Regions from separate parts of the Mus musculus genome. Here region 1 is linked to region 2. Evidence: chromatin loops called from intact Hi-C (ENCODE). Cell type or tissue: heart. All regions are shown on one strand. Links, peaks and the distances in the headings refer to the core of each region. The heading gives the core; the rest is flanking DNA.

The links. A loop is a pair of places that touch in the nucleus more often than their neighbours do. Peaks named below come from ENCODE experiments on the same cell type or tissue, not always from the same donor. Only the 100,000 strongest peaks of a DNase experiment are listed, where the experiment ranks them.
Region 1: it touches region 2 in a loop (2.3-fold over the local background); 3 of 42 quality-filtered maps call a loop at or near these places.

The regions. Positions count from the first base shown.
Region 1 is chr3:107,795,431-107,803,044 of GRCm38, forward strand. All of the region lies in intron 2 of Gm40121 (a long non-coding RNA gene), which reads left to right. Among named protein-coding and RNA genes, the nearest start is that of Csf1, 39 kb to the left of the region's middle. In heart, for the core only: no CTCF peak of the experiment used is centred there; a DNase peak (open chromatin) is centred at 3,701.
Region 2 is chr3:107,859,602-107,867,215 of GRCm38, forward strand. No RefSeq gene overlaps it. Among named protein-coding and RNA genes, the nearest start is that of Eps8l3, 14 kb to the right of the region's middle. In heart, for the core only: CTCF peaks have their summits at 2,076 (motif pointing left) and 4,532 (motif pointing left); DNase peaks (open chromatin) are centred at 3,117, 4,430 and 4,924; H3K27me3 peaks cover 483 bases.

The DNA.
Region 1 (7,614 bases), core at 1,578-6,577, 64 kb before region 2:
AACAGAGCATTCACCTCCATATCTGGCTTTTTATATGGGTCTGGGGATTTGAACTCAGGTCCTCATGCCTCTACAGCATGCCCTTTATCCACTGAGCCATTTCTTCAGCTCTAAATAGTATTAAAGCATATCATTATTGCAAACTTTGTATTTTTGATTGGGTGGCGGTGGTGTGGGCAGGATGGGGGAGGGGAAAGGAGAGATGGGAAAGGGAAAGAGAAGGGGAGAGGGAAAGGGAGAAAGAAGGGGAGAAGGAAAAGGATAGAGAAGAGGAGAATTTCTTGACAGAAAAGAAAGGTACAACATTATGGGATGCTTGGCTGGCTGCACCCTTCCCAGGTACTGCTGTTTCAGGTTCTGGGATTTTATGCTGTCGTCATGGATGCAGATCTTCAGTGTACAGAAGGAATCAGGCTTTTGTTATGTGCTTCATGAGTGTTATATCCTCTGGTGCTTCATCACTAGGCCAGTCTCCCTGTCTATGTATGTGTGTATATATGTCTGCACCTACCCACCTACCTATCTGCTTATTTATTTCAGACAGGGTTTTACTGTATAGATAGCAAAGGCTAGCCTGAAACCCTCAATCCCCTTGCTTCACCTCCTATGTGCTGAGATTTGAAGAGTGTATCACTAAGCCCAGCTTCATATCAGAGTTTTTAAAAGCAGTTGTTCTTGTCCTTAATTTTCTTTCTCCTTCATCCAGAGAGATCATTTGCTTTATCCAATGCAAAAAAAATTTTTAAAGATTATTGAAATGTATTTCCAAATTTTCCTCCTGAGAAGCCATTAAATTTACATTCCACAGTTGATAAGAGTGTGTGGCCAGCAGCCCTGGGAGGGCTTGGGAGGCATCTCGGCTGGCAGTGATGGAGTTAGGTAGCTGCTTTGGTATGGGAGATTAAATCTGAGAAGGTTTGGCTGGTGATATTTAGGTCCTTTGTCTGTGTGTTAAGATGGGGGAAGATTCTAGCTGTTAAGTGGCGGGGGTGGAGGAGAGAGGAGGATTTGGATCAGGAGGCTAGAAACTGGGTTTGGAAATATGGCATGTTCAAAGCAAACAAAACCCCACATAAGAGTCAAAGGATAAATAGTCAAAAAACATTTCTCCAAAAAGGCCAGCAAATAGTTAAAGAATAACCAAGTGTCAGTTTCAGATTTCATTCATTCCACTGGAAAAGAATCATGGAATTCAAAAAATGTTTACAATTTTAAAGGGGGACTTGGGAGTGAGTCACATAAAGCCCGGAAGAGCTAAGGTGTAGAAGAGAGCCGACCCGGCTGACAGCGCTCTTGTCTTTTCTCTACAAGTCATTGTGGCATTGTCATGTGACAGGAACCAGAGATTGATATCTTATGACTCACCTCTCCAGAGGGTTAGTGTCTTGGTTAGGGATTCTATTGCAGTGAAAAAACATCACGACCCAAAGCAACTTGGGGAGGAAAAGACTGATTTCAGCTTTTGGTTCTACATCACCATCCACCATTGAAGAAAGTCAGGACTGGACCGTGGAGGCAAGCACTGGACAGATGAATGCTGCTTACTGGCTTGCTCCCCATAGCTTGCTCAACTTGCTTTCTAACAGCATCCAGGACCAGCAGCCCAGGAGAGGCACCTCCCATGGAGAGCTGGGCTCTCTCACATTAATAATCAGTTAAGAAAATGCAGCACAGGGTTTCCCACAGGCCGGTCTGGAAGGGGTATTCTCTTAATTGAGGTTCCCCGTCTAAAGTGACTCAAGCTTTTGTCAAGTTGACATAAAACAAGCCAGCACAGCTACTGAAACCTAATTCTGTCAAGATCAGAAATCTCAGGGAAGGGCTCTGACCCCTGTCAATCAGCTGTTGCCTGAGGGCAAGCTGGGGAAATTGTTCCCTGTGGATCTGTCAGGTGTGGCTTTCTTTTAGCCAATATTAATATAAAGGCTCCTGCCACAGAATTTAGGAGTATAGAGCCTGTATGTAAATCATGTGATTAGAGTTTCATAATTATTTTTAACCTCTTGTGCTGTATTCTGGGGAAATTCCTCAGTTTCTTTTTCCAGGGCATGAATTATTCTGTTCCTCCATGCTCCATCTCAGGCCTTCCCATCTGTTCAGACCCTGTGGGCCTCACTTCCACGGCAGCTGTTCACATACATGGTCTCCTTGATTCCTCCGCTCCCGGTTGGTTAAGAGCCATTGCCAGTGGCTCTACAACCTTCCTTTCATCTGGACTGAGCGCTCGAAATGCTTTTCTTGGCAAGTTTCACATTTTCCTGTTTCTTTTCCATGGAGATACTTGTTTCTTTTGAAGTGAAATGTGGCAGTGTGATTCTTTTCTCTTTCAGTAGGGAAGTGTCATGTCTTGGAGTAATGGTTAGAGCTCGGGTTCCAGAGCTACAACTCCCCAGTGCTCAAAGTTTGACTTTGTGACTTCTGACTAAATAGACACAATTGGTGTGTGTGTGTGTGTGTGTGTGTGTGTGTGTGTGTGTGTGTGTGAGCATGTATGTGTGTGTGCATGTGTGTTCTGACAGAATCTCACTACTTAGGCCAGGCTGTCTTGAAATTCACTAAGTAGCTCTGCCTGGCCTTGAACTTGAGATCTCCCTGCCCATCTCAGCCTCCTGAGTACTAGGACTGCAGATGTGCAGCCTTGTATGTGTCTATCTCTCTGCAGTTTTCTTCGTCTCTTTGAGCCTTTGTTTCCTTATCTAAACACTTACTGGATATGTTTCTGTTGGGGGGAAAGTACTGACTACATAAATGAAATCAGAGAAGGGAAGAAAACAGTGAGGCTGGTGTATATGGAAGTGTGCTTGGAGCATGAGCACAGAGGGTCATTTGGTAACAAGTCCAAGTTCAGAATTCCTGGGTATGACTGTGCCTCTAGGTAAGGTCTCCATGTTGCTTCTCAAGACCTGACCTCATTTATTATAAGATTATTACAACCACTAGCTGCCTCTATCACACGTGGTATACAATGCTGATGAAAAACAGAGACATTGTCATACATGCTAGCCTTTGCCATTTGTGAGAAGAAGACCACCATCAGTGGCTCCTGGTCCAGCTCTTCAACACACCAGATGGTGGGGATGGTGAGGTGGAGGCTTGTCTGAGCATCACTGTATCCAGAGCAAGGAGCGACTCTTCCAGTCAGCTAGAATGGCCCTCCCGGCATCTGTTATTCAGATAATTTCCTTTGCCCATATCTATAGACCTCTCATGATTCATTTGACAGTGAAGATGCCCTTGCCCAGGGCTGCACTACATCAGAAACCAAACCACGACCTGTTGGTCTGGGTACTTTTAAATTGCCCCAGGGCAGAGTTTCCCAAACTTGTTTACTAATAGAAATCTCTTGGGGAATCTGATAAAAATACAGATTTCCACTCATATTCCAGATCCATAGACTCTTCAAGGGAGTGCCTTGGCATCTGCATTCTTAATCATGACCTGGGAAAGTTTAGGAAATAACCACCTCAGTAGCTGAGCACACACGCCGCAGTTTCACGGGCTTGGGATTTTTTTTTTTTTTTTTTTGTGAAGAACTTAAATCCTTAAATCTTTCACCACATGATCATGAGTTTCATTTAGTGCTGGTGATGGGGTGACCTACTGGCCAGTAACCAACTCTAGAAATAGTTGACCTGAGAGCTGGAATGGCAGAGGTCAGTGACAGTAGCTCTAGGGGTTGCACCCATCCTTTGGGGATCAGCAGGAAACGGTGTCAAGGAAAGGCGGGGCCATCTCCATAACTGGGACTTTTGCTCACTCGGGTGGGGTTGGAACAGGCCGGTAATTCCCTGATGGAAAGAGAAGGTGCAACATTATGTGCTTGTCTGGTTGCTCTCTTTTCTGGGTGTCGTTATTCCAAGTTCCAAGATGCTATGCATCTTCATGGGTGTAGATCTTCAATGTATGGAGAGAAGTAGAATGTTGCTATTCAACAGAAGATAGGACTATAAACAAGTGACAGGATTTAGCATTTATGGCTGTTGGCTGCTAACAAAAAGACCCCTCCTAAATGCAGTCATCTGTCCACAGGATAACCAAGTCATGAGTCTTTGGGAGCAATCTCTTTCCTTCTCCCTCATATATGCATAACACATCTCCTAAGCCCATAGTTTAGGAACTGGGGGGAGAGGGACAGGCGGTGGTCATGGCTAGCCCCTCCTTCTCCCTGTCATGATTTAGTCATATGGGGCTCATCCATTTCTACACTATGGAGCAAGCTTCTGTTTCTGTATCAAGACTATTGAAGGGTGAGAGGAATTGATGGACTAGAGAGGCATCTCAGAGATTAGAAAGTTCTTGCTGCTCTTTCAGAGGACCCAAGTCCAGTTCCCAGTGTTCATGATGGGTGGGTCACAACTGGCTTCTGGCCTCAACAGCATTCTCTCTCTCTCTCTCTCTCTCTCTCTCTCTCTCTCTCTCTCTCTCTCTCTCTCTCTCTCTCTCTCCTCTCCTTCTTTCTCTCCTTCATTATCTCTCTCATTCTCTCTTTCATCATACACACACACAAGTAAGTCAATCTTTCTTTTTAAAAATACTGTATTGCTAGGAACTGTGGGTGTGGCAGCACAAGCAGAGAGCCTGTTCAGCATGCATGGAGCCTTCAGTTTGATCTCCAGCACTGTATGAACTGGGCTTGGTGATGCACACCTGCAGTCCCAGCACTTGGAATGTGGAAGCAAGATCAAAAGTCCAAGGTTATCCACAGCTACACATGGAATTCAAAGCCAGTCTAGGCTACAAGACACTGCCAAAAAACAAAAATGAAAAACCTCTTAGTAAACATGTTAGACCCCAAACTGAAATGCTTTTCACAGATGTTCAGTGAAAGGATCACACCCAGAAAAGCAGACTGTCCCCACCTCTGCTCATCCCAACCAGTTCTTGAACAGGCTTGGCTCAGAGCACAGAAAGGTGACCCTCCTGGACACTGCTCCTGGCTCACCTCTTCCCAGAGCACCAACAGAGCTATACACTTGGGGACTTTCCCTCTCTAGTTGCATAACTGACAAAGAAATGCTCTGAAGGGCTCAGTTTGGATCCTTATACAGTTCTATTTTGCCCAGTGCTTAGAAAAAGTACCTCATCGGAGTAGATAAACAATAAATGTACTCCAATCAAAAATACACATTAAAATAATAATAAAAACTATCGGGATGAAATGAAATAGAAATTATCAGTGCTAGTGTATTACTCTCTGCTGGTGCACTAACAAGTTGTCACCAGTTTACTGGCTTCAAACAACACAAGCTTCCGGCTCGGTGGTCAGAAGTCCAACAGAGGTCACATGGGTTACCCAAGCACTTTTCTGGATGTTCCTAGGCTGAATCAACTCATATTTTCCAGCTTTGGAAGCTTTTCCAACTCCCTTGGCACCTGGCTCTCTCTTCCATTTTTAAAACTAGTTGGCCAGTTGGAGGAGTTCTCTAAACTCTATCTCAACGGGTTTCTTCAGTGTCCTTCTCCTTTGTCAGACCCTTGTAAGTACTGTAGGCCCATCTGGACAACCCAGGGAAGCCTGTCCACCTGAGGGTCGGAGATATGCTATCTCACTGTTCCCCATGGTGGTCTAGCCATAGAGCTTAGAAATGGACAGATGCTAGATGTGATCACTTAGTTGTGACCCCATATGTTAGAAGCTTGACCTCCATGGTGGCGATGTCAGGAGGTAAGACCCAATGAGAGGAGGGAAGCCTTGGGTTGTGCCTTCATAGAGGATTTACATAGTTCTTATAGGACCCAAGTGTGGCTGTGGCTTCTTGTCTTACTATTGGTCTCTATCTGTTCACAAACTTCCACCATGGTGTTATTTATCATGATATGGCCCAATAAAGGGGCCACCACCAGGGACAAATCAATGCAGTCACCCAGTGTTGGGCTTCTAGACTCAAACTTAGCTAAATAAACCTCTCTCTTAAAAACAACAACCAAACCCCACAGCTTTAAATAAGCCTCTCTCTTAAAAACAACAACAACAAAATTCCACAGCGTTGAGTATTTTGTTACAGTGAGGGAAACTTACTGACACATTGTCTTTGAGGGGAGGGTAGGAAGAGGGAGTCTCTACCACAGTTAGTAGGAATGTATTGAGTAGAGCCTCTCAAGTTCTCAGGAAGGATGTAAATTTCAGTGAAGCTTCTCTGAGGCAAATTGGTGGTTTGGAAAATAAGCCATAAAATGTATTTGTTCAGCCAATGTGTCTCATACTCTATTCTCAAGAAGTGGTACTAACTCTGTGCTTGTGCGTGTGGGTGGGATGTGGGGGTGAGGCTCTCAAATGCTCATCATTGCTTTACTATTACTACCGCCTTGCCCAGACTGGAAATAACCTTACTGTCCAGTTGCAGAAAGGCTCACTAAGCCTCATCATATCCATATAAGGAATATTAAGTTGACAGTGAAAATTATACTCATGAAACTTTTTTATGAAATAAAATATGCATATATCCTAATGTTAAGTCAAGCTTAATTTTGTTGTGAGCACAAAACAGATAACAAAAAATAAACTACATGAAAAACAAAAAAAGGATAGAAAATAATCATAGACTCAGCCTGGGAAGGAAAATGTGATTAGCCATGGAAGTTACTAAGGCTGGTGTGCCCACCTGGAGCCTAGGTGAGAAAATCCCAACTTCTAGCACAAGCTTCCCCTAGGTCCTAATGGACTTCCTGTTGACTTTTGTGTTTGTAAGTAAACATTTCACTGGGAGGTGGCTCCACGTAGCTCTTGCTACAAAGGCCTTAGGGCCTGCAATTCCTGTAAAGTAGTGAGGATTTATAATCTGAGTGTTCCCATGGTGAGATGTGGGAGGCAGAGACAGAAGCTTGTGAACCATCCAGTCTGTGCATGCAGTGGTAAGCAGTTAGAGACCTGGGTCAGAGAGGTTTGAGAGTGAGACTGACACCTGGTGTTGTCTTCTGACTTCCTTGCACATGCAGCAGCGTATGTACATGTGCATTCACACATACACATATGGACACACATTAACACACCCCACCGCCACTGCCACGGCCACCAGGAGAGCTCATAAGCATCAGCTGTCTGAGTCTGAACCAGTCTGCCTTCTAAGGACTCCTGCTAGAATTCATTTGAGGAACTTTATAAAAATGCAGATGCCTAGGGCCTGCTCACCCCCAGAAGATCCCATAAGGTTGGGTCAGGCAAGTTAAAACATTCCCTTGAGATACCACAAGCTCTCTTCACTCAGAATCACAGCATCGGATGTCTGGCCAAGGCCCACCCCTCTCTTGGTCTTCTCCAGATTCCTTTAGTATGCTGTGTCAGGAACCAAGTGTTCATGTCTGGCTTTATCATGCTTCCCAGTAGATTAGCATCCTGCTTCTTCCTGTTAGGAGAATATCCAGATGCCCTGAGAGCTGCTGGCATTGGCTGGGTTTCAGCAGCCCCTGCGGCTACTTTAGATCTCGTCCTTCTGCGGTTTGCTCTGTCTCTCTACATCCCTCCACATCCTATTTCAGATGAGCCTGCAGGTCAGCGTTGTTCAGCTATTCTGCTGGATTATGCATGTTCTCTTTCATTATGCTGATTCTCTCCCTCCATTTTTTGAGATCCAGTAAATAAAAGTTCTCTTGGACCTTTTAGAAGAAACTTAAAGA
Region 2 (7,614 bases), core at 1,442-6,441:
ATTGCAGATCCCTTCAGCTCCTTGGGTACTTTCCCTAGCTCCTCCATTGGAGGCCCTGTGATCCATCCAATAGCTGACTGTGAACATCCACTTTATCTGGAAGCTTTAAATTGTAGCACACTGTTGTGTTACTCGATGGAGCCCTACGCCAACCAAGCCCTCCCAACCAGAGTGGGTTTGTTCAACATGTCTGTGTTCTGTATGCTGCTTACCTGCTAATCACTAAATACCCATCTTGGTCATCGCACCAACAGTGTGATATCACAGTGCTGTGTTTAAGTAATTTAGTTTATTATTAATGGCCACAAAGATTCCCCCAAGTAGAGATGCGCTGGCAGTTGGGGCACGGCAGAGAGAGTCCTTAAAGTGTTCCTTTAACTGAAAGATGAAATTCCTCAAGAAAAGAGCTGTGAGCTGAGGTTGCCAAGAAATGTGGTAAGAATGAATCTTTCATACTCAGTATTGCAAAGAAAGAGAAATCTGTGAAGTTTTGCCTCTGCATCTCAGAGAGCAAAAGCTTTGACCACTGTGCATAGTAAGGGCGGGAAAGGCGGGGCTGGAGATGGGGCTCACTGGCAGGCACACCTCTCTCAGTGTGATCAAGACTCTAAATTCAATCCTTAGAATCAGGGGCAGGAGAAGATAGAAATGATATTTATCTGTGTATGTATACATGTATATAGAGTTTGGTACTATCTGTAGTTTGACACAGCCACAGGATCTTGGAACATACTTTCTTAGGCTAATGGGAGCTCCTGTGTAAAGAGAACGCTCAACCTTTTAAAGCCCTTTGAAAGTTTAAAATGTCATATTTTTACTTACCAGGATGAATGAGCAAAAATTTTAAAATATGCCAGGCAGTGGTGGTGCACACCTTTAATCCCAGCACTTGGGAGGCAGAAGCAGGTGGATTTCTGAGTTCGAGGCCAGTCTGGTCTACAGAGTGAGTTCCAGGACAGCCAGGACTACACAGAGAAACCCTGTCTCAAAAACAACAACAACAAAACAACAACAACAACAACAACAAATTCTTTTAAATATGATAATACCAGTGTTGGCACAAATATAAGGACACGGTATTCATGTACACTCTGGTGGTATTAGAAACTGTCACAGTACTTTTAAAAGGCAATCTGAGAACATATATTCAAATTTTGAACCCAAACATAATTAGTCAGATGGCAACTAATTTGAAAATATAGTTATCTCGGCACTGTTTGCAGTGACAAAATTGATAAATGATTAAATGTCCATCAAAGCAAGCAAACAAAAAAAAATCCAACTGGTTCATTCATTTCTCCACAGTAGACTTCAAAGTCATTACAAAGAACGGGTATATATATATATATATATATATATATATATATATATATATATATACACCCACACATAAACACACACAACTGTTTATGTAGAGATGTATGTTAGAATATACAATTCTTGAGGCATGGGGAGGAGTAGGCAGGATAAAGGCAGAGTGGAATGCTCTTAAGTTTTACATATGCTTCTTTGCTGTTACATTATTTACCATGATTGCAATAATTTTTGTTCACCAGGGCAGTGTCTACTGGAGCCATGGGGTTGGGGGCAACACTCAAGATCTCAGACCAATGAGCTGTCAAGATGCAACTCCAGCCTAGGAGAGCCACAACTCTGCAGCTACAGCTCATTAGGAGCACAGCATAGGCACTGCCCAGTTTGAAGGAAGGGCACCCAGAGCAGTAATGACCGATGCGTTTATGGACAGTCAGGTCACAGAAGATAATTCTATTTTTATATTCTCTCTCTCTCTCTCTCTCTCTCTCTCTCTCTCTCTCTCTCTCTCTCTCTCTCTCTCTCTCTCTCTCTCTGCAGATGATTATACCAGAATCTCATATCTGCTTGGACAAAGTTTGGGACTTAGACTTTAAAGTTGCTACAGGCATTACTTAAGATATTCCAGGCTATTAGGATGAAATGAATGGGGCTGGCGAGATGGCTCAGTGGTTAAGAGCACTGACTGCTCTTCCGAAGGTCCTGAGTTCAAATCCCAGAAACCACATGGTGGTTCACAACTATCCGTAATGAGATCTGATGCCCTCTTGTGGTGTGTCTGAAGACAGCTACAGTGTACTTATTTATAATACTAAATAAATCTTTGGGCCGGAGCCAGCAGGGACTGAGCAAGTGGGGCCAACCAGGGCGAGCAGAAATCTAAAATTAAATTTCCAACAACCATATGAAGGTTCACAACCAGCTGTACAGCTACAATACTCATGTACATAAAATAGATCTTTAAAAAAAGAGAGAAATGAATGTATTTTGTACATGAGAATGACATAAATTTAGGAGTTTAGTGGGGGGACAAAATGCTCTGGCTTGATTATTTTCACTATCCTAAAATGTACATCATAAAACTTCAATCCTGAAGGCAGTGGCATCAGGAAGTGAGGTTTTGTGAGGTGACCATGCTCATTATAAGAGACTCCAAGGAACAACAGAGTACCTTCTGCCCTGTGCGCACACAGCAGGAGGCACCTGTGTGACCCAGAGAGCAGGCCTCACCAGACAGGAATTTTGCTGATGCCTTGATTGCTGACTTCTCAGTTTCCAAAATCTAGAGAAACAAATCTTCCCTGTTAACAGCCTGAACAGACCAAGGTGGGAATCCTGAATGATGTGTGTGTGTGTGTGTGTGTGTGCATGCGCGCACGCTACATCAAACCCCAGAAGGGGCAGATGGAGAGATGGTTTAGCATGTAAGGGCTAGGCTCACAATTGAGGGGCCAGAAGGTGTTCTGAGGGGTGGGAAGCCCCAGAAGAACAAGCCTAGACAAGAGGTCATTCAGGGCTGTGTCCTCTCAGCACCTCCATTCTAGATAGACAGAAAGGCAGGTGGACAGATGGACCGACAAACAACAAACAGGCAGACACAGCTCCTGGGGAAGGAGGCTGTGTTAGTTTGCTTTCTTTTGCTGTGATGAAGGCTTTGATCTAAAGCAACTTGGAAAGGAAAGGTTTTGTTTATTTGGGCTTACAGATTAGAATCCATCAGCAGAGGAAGTCAGAACAGGAACTCAAGCAACCACAGAGGCAGGAACTTCTGGAGGAGAACTGATTACTGGCTTGTTCTCTGTGGCTCATGGCTTGCTCAGCTTGCTTTTTATGTAGCTTAGGACCACCTGCCTAGGAGATGCCATTGCCCATAGTGGGATGGAACCTCCCTCCCACATATTAAACATGAATTAACAAAACGCCCCAGAACTTGCCTACAAGGCCAATCTGATGGAGGACATCCCTCTACTGACAGAGCCTGGGGTGGAGTAGGGGGACCCAAACTCTGGCCCGTGAGAGCACAATTCACAAGAAATCCTCTGTAAAGGTAAAGGAAAGTGAAAAGAGAAATATGTGTATGGGTGGCTGTGAGAGGATGCGCTTCTAGCCAGAAGATCTTATGGCTCCAGCAGAGAGGGAGAAGCCCAAAATGGAGACCCCCCTCAGGACAGAAAGACCTCCATTTTTGTTCTCCGTGCGCATCCCATATACCCCTGACTTCAGACTGGTAGAAGTGCCATGGGGGTCACGTGAGCCAGAACAGGGACATCAGTCAGCTCCTTGCTAGGCTCCTGGGTTCCTGACTAGGACACTTTACTTCTCTGACCCTCGGACTGGTCATCTGTGAAGTGGAGGTGGTGATAACACAAGGTGGTCTGAGAAGGAGAACTCATATTGGCCAGCGGCCCAAAGGTTATTTAAAAGCACCTCTAACCCTATTCACTGACTCGATGGTCAGTGTTCTCTGCAGGCAGAGTCAGCCTGGTGCCTCTGCTCATGCGGGTCCTGTCAGGGTTGTTCTTCAGCTGGTAAAACGCTGTTCACATTCCAAGGCTTCCCTCCTATGTCAGATCCTCTGTAAAACCTCTACCTCCCTGCCCAGAGGAGGTCAGCATCACCTTCCGCCCTTATCAGCAGGGTCAAAAGCTGCCCAGTCTGTGGACCGAAGGGTCTGGGCAGGAGTTGTGTTGGTTGAATACTTACCTAGCATTCTGCCTTTCTGCCTCTAACACAGAACTGGCTGGCTAAGCACCTGTGAAATGCCCACAGGATAGATAGAACACCTTCCCCTCGTCCTGACAAGTCCCTCGGCCTTCTTAGGGAAGGAAAGATCAATGGCCCTGCATTTCTTTCTCCTCTGCTACATGAATTCTTCTGTTTGGTTTAATTCCAAAGAGACTGGCAGTCAGTCCCCAGAAGCTAAACTCAGACCCCGATGGGATTCTGAGGGTCCCTTACTGAGAAAGAGTGGCTAAGGATACCAAAGGCACAGCTGGGAAGGAAGCAGGCTATGTGTGGTATATCACCTGATCTCACTTCAGCTGGCCATAAATGGCCAGTGTCTCTCTTCTCCAGCTGTGCACAGCTGGCCTGTTTCCTTTGCCAACTGGTCCTTTTCTTCACTCTCAAACGAGCCAGGCCTCTCATAGGACATTAGATGTGTGTTGAACACAGTTGGGGATAAGGAAATGTGAGTTTGAGCTGCCCTCTGCTGGCCACTCCTGGGAACTACCCTTTCTCTGATGATGGAAGCTGCTTTCTGTAAGTTAACCCACCCAGCCCCAGCACTTTGTCTTACAGCTCTCATTTTGACCTTTTGGATGGAGTTTAAACTCTCTGGCCTGGATAAATTGGACCTAGGTCCAATGTCCCTTTCCAAGCAATCACTCCTCCTTCACATGCTGATCCATGAAATTTGACCCTAGGCTGTATGAGCTAGATCTCCACTAACAGTGTCCTCCATGGTCCTCCATGGTGAGGACTGGTTCAAGTTTTGCCTCTTCTCAGCTATACTGAAAGCCAGTTGCACTGGAGGGTGTACACACAGGCTCAGGGTTTGAGCATGTTCCTGTAGGACCTAGTCTAGTCGTGAAAGGAAAGCATATTCCAGCTTTTTCCATTTCTAGCTCCACCCCCACTGGCCCCTGAGTGGCTTCATTGTGCAGCCTGGTAGAGTCCTTCCAAAAGAGGTGGCATGACTGTCAGGCAGGTTTCTGATCATTCCCAGACCTCTTGACCTTGCAATAGTTACTGGCTGTCAAGGAGAGTCAGGGGTAAATCCTCAGGCATGTAGCCTTCTCACCTTCTCTCTATATGCATTTGAGACAAGGTTTCTTTGTGTAGCTCTGGCTGTCCTGGAACTAGCTCTGTAGATCAGGCTAGCCTTGAACTGACAAAGAGCCACCTGCTTCTGCCCCCCCACCCCCAGTGCTGGGACTAAAGGCGTGTGCCACCACTGCCCAGCTTTAAAAAATATTTTTAAAGCAGATCTCTTAGTCAAAGTTCTGGTGCTGTGGAGAGACTCTGTGACCATGGCAACTCTTATAAAAAAAAGCATTTAATTGGGACTAAGTTACAGTTCAGAGGTTTAGTTCACTGTCATTGTGTCAGGAAGCATGGTGGCATGTAGGCAGACATGGTGTTAGAGAGGAGCTGAAAGTTCTATATCCAGATCTGCAAACAGCCGAAAGAGAGACAGAGACACAGAGACAGAGAGAGACAGAGAGAAAGAAAGGCACACAGAGACATAGAGCAACAGAGACAGACAGATACACACATACAGAGTCAGAAACAGAGAGATACAGACACAGAGAGGAGAGAGACAGAGACAGAGAGACAGAGAGAAAAAGAGGCACACAGAGACACAGAGCAACACAGATGCACACACACACAGATAGAGTCAGAAACACAGAGAAATACAGACACATACACACAGAGAGAAGTGGAGGGAGGGAGGGGGGAGGAGGGGAGAGACTAGGCCGGGCTTGAGCATTTGGAAGCTCAAAGCCCACCCCTAGTGACAAGCTTTCTCCAACAGGGCCACACCTATATAGGGGCACTCCCCGACCTCCCAAAGGCTAGTAGCCCTATCAGAATGCAAAAATGCACTCAGGTGCCACAGTCTAGAACAGAGTCGATACTGTTTAAAAGTCCAAAGTCTCTTCTGAGTCTCATGACAATCTCTTAACTGTAATCTCCTATAAAGGCAAAGCTAGAGCAGATTAAGTACAGTACACAGAATACACATTACGACTCCCAAGGGGAGGGAAGAGGGCACAGTGAGGAGACCCTGGACCAAAACAAGACGGAAAGCAGCTGGGTAAACTCTAAACTCTGCATCTCCATGTCTAATGTCAAAGCGCTCGCTCTTCAGATCTCCAAACCCTTTCAGCTTTGTTGACTGCAACACACTTCTCTGGCTTGGGCTGGTTCCACTCCCTGTTAGCAGCTCTCCTTGGCAGGTATCCACAACTCTGGCATCTCCAACATCTTGGCGTCTCCAAGGTATCCAGGCTTCACCATCATAGCTTTACGCAGAGGCTTCTCTGGGTCTCCATGCAGGGACATCCCTGGTACACATCTGAACTCAGTGGCTCAGTCTCGGAGGGAGAGTCCAGAACCATGTGGCTGAAGCTGCCAAGTTCTGCTGCTTGCTGGGACTGGAACATGGCCTCCTTGTTCAAATATATTTCCATCAGCTTCCTGATTTGGGTGGTTTCCTTCACTCACTGAGCTTGGCTGTCCTGGAACACTCTCTCCAGACCCCCCTGCCCCCTCCCAAGTGCTGGGATTAAAGGTGTGTGCCACAACACCTGGCCCTAAATTTTTTTAAAATTTCTTTTCCCAAGCTGGAAGCTTAAGCTGGGTGGAGTCTTTCCCTGGCGTCACCGCTCCCTTTATTACATTTGCATCAGCTTTTCTTTAATCTGTTTATCTCCTTGAACACTTAGTTTCATCGCACTCCCTGGTGCCCCCCCCCCCTCCTCAAGTTTGCTATAGTTATGAATCGTAATGTAAGTGCCTAGTTTCCAGTGGTCTTAGGCGACCCCTGTGAAGGGGTCCTTTGACCTCCAAGGGCGCGGGGGGGGGGGGGGTTGAGAATGGCTGTTTTAATTCTTCAAGACTCAGATTCGAGATATACACCTAATATACCTCCTATATACTTATAGCAGGCATTGACAATAAAATACAATGTCTATCAAATACATCACAGCTCCAAGCCGAGGGATATTCAGGAAAGAGTAGCTGCCATGAGTGATACACAGGGGGAATTTACAAAGTTTCCAGAATCTTCTGAGCCTGATAGCATTCCCCTCTGAAGTCCTCTTGGTCCTAGACACAACAGTGTCATTACCAGTCACAGGAGCATATCCCAGCAGGCCTTAGAAGATGATGCAGTTCCTACCCGTACCTGAACAGCACATAGGCTGAGAGACACCAGCTCTCTAGTGTCTGCTTCCAAGGAGTGATGTTCTCCAGACAGACTCCACAGTCCAGCATTGCTGACCCCACAAAGCCCTCAGATCTTCCCTCAAAGTCCAGCTTGCTAGCAGGAGGAAGGGACAGCTTAGCAGCCTCCCTGTACCTGTGCCCCACGCTACTGGTTCCTGCAGCTCTACCTGGCAGTGCCAGAGGGGATGGGTAGGATGGGCTCTGCATGGGGCTTGGGAAGGCTCAAACTGAACCGCATGGCTCCCCTCTCTGCATATGGGAGCTCCTAAACCCCAGATCCACACAGGCAGTCTTGAAAGAGGCCGTTCAGTGAGGTGGCTGGCCTTGGTCTTAGTTTCCTCGTCTGTA